Linked DNA regions of Homo sapiens: region 1 is linked to region 2. A link is a contact called in ENCODE Hi-C or POLR2A ChIA-PET data. All regions are on one chromosome and are shown on one strand. Each heading gives the region's core, a stretch centred on a gene start or an enhancer-like site at or near the end of the contact. The rest is flanking DNA. Distances are from core to core; before and after follow the strand shown. Region 1 holds the start of TMEM9B-AS1 (TMEM9B antisense RNA 1). Region 2 holds the start of CAND1.11 (a long non-coding RNA gene).

Evidence for each region. Hi-C counts contacts between places; a loop is a spot of excess contacts on that map. ChIA-PET counts read pairs that join two places held with the same protein, here RNA polymerase II (POLR2A). Pooled maps may share reads with other maps.
Region 1: a map of CD4-positive, alpha-beta T cell shows a loop between it and region 2 (2.9-fold over the local background). The contact joins the promoter of TMEM9B-AS1 here to the promoter of CAND1.11 in region 2. A Hi-C loop is called at or near these places in 1 of 168 maps with a recorded cell type or tissue (CD4-positive, alpha-beta T cell), 1 of 37 single-sample maps with no recorded cell type and 7 of 50 pooled maps. POLR2A ChIA-PET finds 5 or more read pairs at or near these places in 4 of 52 experiments (A549, CD4-positive, alpha-beta memory T cell, PC-9 and 1 more).

Annotation. Positions count from the first base shown.
Region 1 is chr11:8,962,953-8,966,352 of GRCh38, reverse strand. It overlaps TMEM9B-AS1 (TMEM9B antisense RNA 1), which reads right to left and starts at 1,678. Exons shown (of 5, transcript NR_073431.1): 1 at 1,205-1,678; 2 at 309-449. It overlaps TMEM9B (TMEM9 domain family member B), which reads left to right and starts at 1,911. Exons shown (of 5, transcript NM_020644.3): 1 at 1,911-2,144. The coding sequence starts at 2,040. RefSeq lists silencers at 1,718-2,217, 2,258-2,447.
Region 2 is chr11:10,306,726-10,309,839 of GRCh38, reverse strand. It overlaps CAND1.11 (a long non-coding RNA gene), which reads right to left and starts at 1,527. Exons shown (of 4, transcript NR_103765.1): 1 at 1,167-1,527. It overlaps ADM (adrenomedullin), which reads right to left. Exons shown (of 4, transcript NM_001124.3): 4 at 2,443-3,114. RefSeq lists an enhancer at 1,657-1,926 and silencers at 2,427-2,526, 2,864-3,114.

The DNA.
Region 1 (3,400 bases), core at 429-2,928, 1.3 Mb after region 2:
TTCAAATGCTCAATTGCCACATGTAGCTAGATAGTGGTTATACTATGGAGCTCTAAAATTCCGCCCAGACTGAGTGTGCTTGGTGTTTCTCCATTAAACAGATGAGGCCCATCAGTCTGAGGCACAACTATGTATTTTCTCTAAGTCTCTGTACCCCCAAGGCCTTGAAAACAATTCGGAAGGAAGAGAAGGCCTATGAGGTTTCAGCTACAGCAGGCACTCCCTTTAGATGCCAAGCCTAGAAAACCCTAAACTGATGCCTAACTTGCAGCTGAATCACCTTTCAGCAATCAGATTCAGTGCCTCACCAACACATTTGATCCAGGGAGTCTCCAGTTTGTCCTTTGTCCAGTAGAAGACCCACTACAAAGCCTTGATAATTCATCAAAGTGACAGCACCTTCACTGGGCAGTCTGGTGAGAGGACATCTAGCCCTGCCACCCTGGTTCCTGTTGGGAACAGTATCAGATACGTTGTGTTAGATTCACATGAATCTAAGAATCACATGGGCGAAAAATATTGAGAGCATTCTGTTAAAACATTTCCACAAATTGGGAAAAGACCATCTTTAAAAATCTGTTGGGGCCGGGCGCGGTGGCTCACGCCTATAATCCCAGCAATTTGGGAGGCCGAGGCGGGCGGATCACAAGGTCAGGAGATCGAGACCATCCTGGCTAACACAGTGAGACCCTGTCTGTACTAAAAATACAAAAAAAAAAAAAGAAAAAGAAAAAGAAAAAAAAAATTAGCCGGGCGGCGTGGTGGCGGGCGCCTGTAGTCCCACCTACTAGGGAGGCTGAGGCAGGAGAATGGCGTCAACCCGGGAGGCGGAGGTTGCAGTGAGCCGAGATCGCGCCACTGCACTCCAGCCCGGGGGACAGAACGAGACTCCGTCTCAAAAAAAACAAAAAAATCTGTTTACAGAGGTAAAAACACGGGTATTACATGGAGCATAATTTGAAATCCATTCCCTCATATTCAGCCAAGAACTACAGGCCCAGAGAAGGGAAGTGATTTGCCAAAGGTCATTCAACAAATCCCTAGGGGCTGTGATGATCCGTGTCCTTGCCATTACCTCCCTTGTCTCCACTAACAAAAATATTTCAATGGGAGAATGTGCCGATCTAAGGCACTCCTAAAGTACTTGCTGAGAATGACAGCCCTGGGGAGACAGGTCGGCAGCCCTGAACAGGCACTGCCTTACCCGGGCGTAGTGCCCCAATTCGCCACCTCTTGGAGTCCTAGGCGGAGGATACTACTGGGGCAGTTGTTTCGCCAATTCCACATCTCCCGGAGCCTGGCCTGGCCCAGCCCAGCCCCGTCGCTGTGACCCACTTCCTAGCTGCAGGCTGGACCAAGGGGAGGCACATGGGGAGCTCCACAGGGAGGCCACGCCCACGAGGGCAGCTCACAGAATTAGAAAGCCGACGGGGTGCTGTGGTCAGGAGGCGCGTGGGCGGCAGGTTAGTACTTAAGGTGCAGAGACCACCCCCAACCCTTTGACTGGCGGTGGGCATCCCGGAAAGGCATGGCTCGGCCAATTCCAGCCCCGTTTCCACGCTCAGCACCCGCCCTGCCTGTGCGCGAACGGCTCCGGCCCGCACGGGTCGCCAGAGGCGACTGTGTGACACTCGGAGTTTGCTGGGGTCTCCGTGGGCGGGAGGACTTTCCAGCGCAATGGCGACTCCCTAAGCCCCGCAGCTTCTGCGCCCGGGAAAGATATCCAAGAGATGCAAAGCTCTACTGGGCCCAGGCTGCCACCCCAGAGGCCCCCTTCCGTCCCGGGGCCGGGGCTAGGCCAAGGCGGGCACCAGGACTGCCCAGCCTCCCGGCCCTTCGCACTGGTAACCGGTTCCGGGGCGGATGCTTTTTGCATCTGACCCGGCGCGCCCGGTGACGCCTTCGCGTCCAGACGGAAGTGCGGGCGGAGGATCCCCAGCCGGGTCCCAAGCCTGTGCCTGAGCCTGAGCCTGAGCCTGAGCCCGAGCCGGGAGCCGGTCGCGGGGGCTCCGGGCTGTGGGACCGCTGGGCCCCCAGCGATGGCGACCCTGTGGGGAGGCCTTCTTCGGCTTGGCTCCTTGCTCAGCCTGTCGTGCCTGGCGCTTTCCGTGCTGCTGCTGGCGCAGCTGTCAGACGCCGCCAAGGTGAGTCCCGCCCAGCCTCGCTCCTGACGGAAGCTCCTCCCCTACCACCGGCCTTGCGGAAACTGGGTCTGCCAACCTGCTCCTTGGCCCATTCCTGACAGCCATACGCCTGGCCTCACAGCTCCGGCAGACCCCCGCCGCCACCAGCCCCGCCCCTCCCGACTGCCCGGCGGCACTCTCGCCCTCAGCCCCGACAGCCTGGCAGGCAGCGCCCCACGGTCGTCCCCAGCCCCGACAGTGCCCACAGTCCGGACAGCAGCCCCCCACCGCCTTAACATTTCCCTTCCCAGCCCCGGCTGCACGCATCTTACACTTGACAACCTTTTCACCTCCGAGAGCCTTTAACTTTCCACCCTAAGCTCTTGACAGCCCACCTGCGCCCTCCGCCAGCCTCACAGGCCCCGCATGCCCCAAGCCAGAATGATAGGAAGCCCCCATCTGACAGAGCCTTCCCTGTCAAGGGCCGACTCAGCTCAGCTCACCCCTGAACACTTCCCTTCCTGTGGTGGGAACTTGCCCCTCCTGGCCTACTTCCCTCCCAATAGGGCCTACGGAGCATCTCTCACCTGCTTCATATTCTCACCTAACTCCCTCCACGAGTCCCTTGGTGCCTTTCTTGCTTTCTCTCTTCCTGATAATTTAGTGGGTAAGGGAAGAACCAAACTGCAAGAGAGGTGAGGTTGTGGCCTCCCTGGTTCGATTTCTTGACCTTCTAGTTCCCTCATACTGTTCTCTGGTGCCCCAGCTCTCCAGACCTGCCCTAGCTCCATGCATACCTGTGCTTCCTCTTTGATGAGCTAGCTCATCATTGGGGGAGAACAGAAGGGATTCACATTAGTATGATGGGAAAACAGAATGACATTGCGTTTTTAAAAATAAGAGCTTTAATTTATAATATCTTTAAATGTAGGAGTGGGGAAAGGTTACAGGCAGGCAAATGTTTTTGATTCAGAGATTCTTTTTGAAACCATCTCTACCTCCTACCAGAAACAGGGACAGCAGCACGTCTCCTGACTTTGAAAACATTGCTGGCACCCTCTGCATATCTTGCCTCATAACTTTATGTATTGTGATCATGTATTTATTTTTCAGTCTCCTTTACTAGGGTGTGTCCTGGTTATGGGCAGAAACCATGTCTTATGCTTATCTGAATCCACCTTATTGAGCACAAGATCTAACACAGAGCAAATGCTCACTAAGTGGTTGCTGAATACGTTTGTGAATTGTCAATAGCTCTGCCAGACATATCACTGTAT
Region 2 (3,114 bases), core at 278-2,777:
CTGTTCAGCCAAGGTGTTGGCTTTTCAAGAAATTGCCTGATACCCCGTGTTTGATTACAAATGTATGGTATCATTCCCACAGCAAGCAACAGTAGCTAAAGATAAAAGCTGTGACTACTCCTCAGCTGTGGACAGGTCGAATCAGCTCACAAATGACTCATCACTGTTGATAAACAATGTGTTCTTGGCATCAATAGTCCCTATCCTGATAAGCTTCAGCACCTCAAAGAGAAGAGCCCGGGGTTTGATGGTGACCTTTGGTTAATCCTGAACTCATACCAAACTGGTCTTAGGAGGGTCTCTGTCTCCTCGCACATGTCTCCAGTCACAGGATTCTCAGCGGGAAGGACTCCAGCTGAGCAGCTGCCTCTTTTGTCTTAGGGCTGAACCATCTCCTTCACTTGCCTTGGATTCCCTCAAGTCATAAGACTTCCTCAGCACAAGGCTAGACGCCTGTTCCCTGCTCACAACCGCCCGAAGCTTGTGCCCAACCTGCCTTTGGCAGCTTTGTTTGCTGGCTGACGCTGTGCCAAGGTGAGGTTTGGCTGGAGTGCTTTGTGGCTACAGGACAACCTTGGCTCAAGGAAAGGAGTAATCTTGCGCCACTGTCTGCGAGGCTTAAGTGTTTGCTGCTCTCTGCAGTTTCTGTAGCCCCTTCAGACCACCCAGAACCCACTCACTGGCACAGAAATTCCATGACAGGAATCTTGAGTCACTCTTTCATTCATACATGCCTGGTACCTTCTCAGTGCCTGGCACAGAGTTCCCACAAAGTGAATCTTTTTCTGAAAGGCCCTTGAGGACAAGAATGGTCTGTAGCTGCATTTCTAACCTCCTCAATTCTGGCACACCTCACACAATTATTAAGATCAAACAGGACAATAAACTATATGAGATTGGCATTGTCAACAGCCAGGTGCCCAAACTGAGGTTTTGTATGGTCTTAAGGAAATTCTATGTACTCGAGTTTACTTTCTTCTAAATTGAAACTGCTTTGGAATGAGGTATCTCTGGACCCCAGAGTAGGGCCCCTCTCTCTCAGTGGGTATGCAGTCCTCTTCTGCAAGAAACTAAACATCCTAGCCCCTCGGAGGGGACCCTGTAATGTGCAAAAGCCCCAGAAGGCCGTAGGCTACCCTGGAAACATTTCCATTCTCCAAACTCACCTTCAGGTTTTCTTCACCAGGGAGGTTTCTGAGATCACCTACAAGCACTGACATTAAGGCCAGGGAAGCTTTTTGGAAGGGACAAGTAGCTGGTCTCCATCTTGGGTCTTCAGGATATTGGATGAGACAAACAGGGCACCCTGAAATCAAAATCAGGGGTCCCTCTCTTTACTCTTCCCTTATGTCCTAACTGTTCCTATGTCCCCTGCCTTTCTAGTCACTCAAGGGGGGCTTAGTGTCCGTCTATCGCCGGAACTGGGGTCAACCTTCTCAGAAGATAAGGCATATAAAGAAAGCAAGGAGGAAGGAAGGAGAGAGAGAGAGGAAGGCTGGAGAAAAGTGAAGAAAAAAATGAAAAAAGGCTTGGGAAGGAGGAAGGAAGAGGTGAGCGGCTAGGGGAGGCGGAACAATGAAGGTCTCAGGCCGTCGGAGGCTCACGGTTCCGCCGGCACGTCCGTCCTGCCCGCCTCCAGCCGGCAGCTGCACGCAGCGCAGCGTGTGGGCGCTGAGTCACTGTCCCAGAACAGGGAGCCGCGGTGCAGGTCTGGGGGGTGTAGGAGGACGGCCCTGGTTGGCATCTGCAAACTGTTTCTTTCTCTCTTTTTTTTTTTCTTTCTTTCCTCTTTCATTAAGGCTGTGTGCTGACTCCCACGTAGGAGAACTTATTAAACCGCACGTACTGCTTGGCGGCGCTGGGCCTGTCTCAGCTGCCTGCAGGGGGCGCTACAGCCTCGCCCATGAGCCAGCGGCCCGCGGGCGCTCAGGCCCGGGCAGACCCGGGGTTACTAGGGGTTACTGGGTTTTCCGGAGGTGTCCCCACGCATTGCTAGGGCGGCTTGGAACTTTAACAACCGCGGCAGGCAGGGGGAACGCCTCTCTTAGAAGGCCTCAGAGACCACCCCAACTCTTCGAAGCTCGCTTTCGCGCCGGGTTCTGTGAGCAACCCTATAAATCTAGGACTCCGTTGCGCAACCCGAGAGTCCAGGCTCGCCAACCCACTAGGGCTCCCCCTACCCACCCCCCGCCGGCCGCCACGCCAGGCGGTGACCTCGGGCGTCTCCGCGAAGCCCTGATTCGCACCCAGGACACGTGTTCTGCGCGCCCCACACAGAGAACAGAGCTCGTGACAGCTCAGCCCGCTCAGAGTAGGGCCAGCACCTGCACGCGCCGCTGTCCCACCTTCCCAAGCCCGGCGGCGGGACCCCAAGGCTCCTGGGCGGGCCGGGACCAGGGCACCCTCCCTTCCTAGACGTGAGAGCCGAGCCGAGAGAATGAATCAGCATTGAGACAGTTTATTGGTTTGCTGTTCGCATATCACCCATTTTATGTAAATAGATTATACAGAGACTCGGTGTTTCCTTCTTCCACACAGGAGGTAATCAGTCTTTCTCTTTCATGCACACAAACACACTCACATTCCACGCGGCGAACAACTTTACACCTCGCTGAGACATTCACGTCTTAAAATAGGGGAGGACAATATAATTGCTTTTAAAATGCCCTTAATACAATATATAACGTACAAAAATATCTCTATATTTGAAGTTACAAAAAAAATCTTGACAGCAACAAACTTAAATATTGATAGTTACCTCTGTATGTACAACACGCATTGCACTTTTCCTCTTTAGGTTTTGGAAAGTTCAAGTAATAGTGAGGCTTGCGCCCTGGTGGGGTGACACGCCGTGAGAAATCAGTTTGTGGGCGAGCACGGCTGTGGCTCAGACCCCTGCTCCGGGGGTCTCAGCATTCATTTCTCAGTTTCTCCTCTCCTTAAGCCTGGCAAACACTCGGATTCTTCTGCACCCCGCCCCCTGGGGCACTTGCACCTGAGCAAGGCTAAGGAAGCGAAGCCCCCAGAAGGAGGGGCCCTTGCAAAGCCAGAGCTCGCCGCCGGACGGTGCCTCCCGGACTCAGGGTCTCCGCAGGGCTGTCAGAGCCCGGTCCC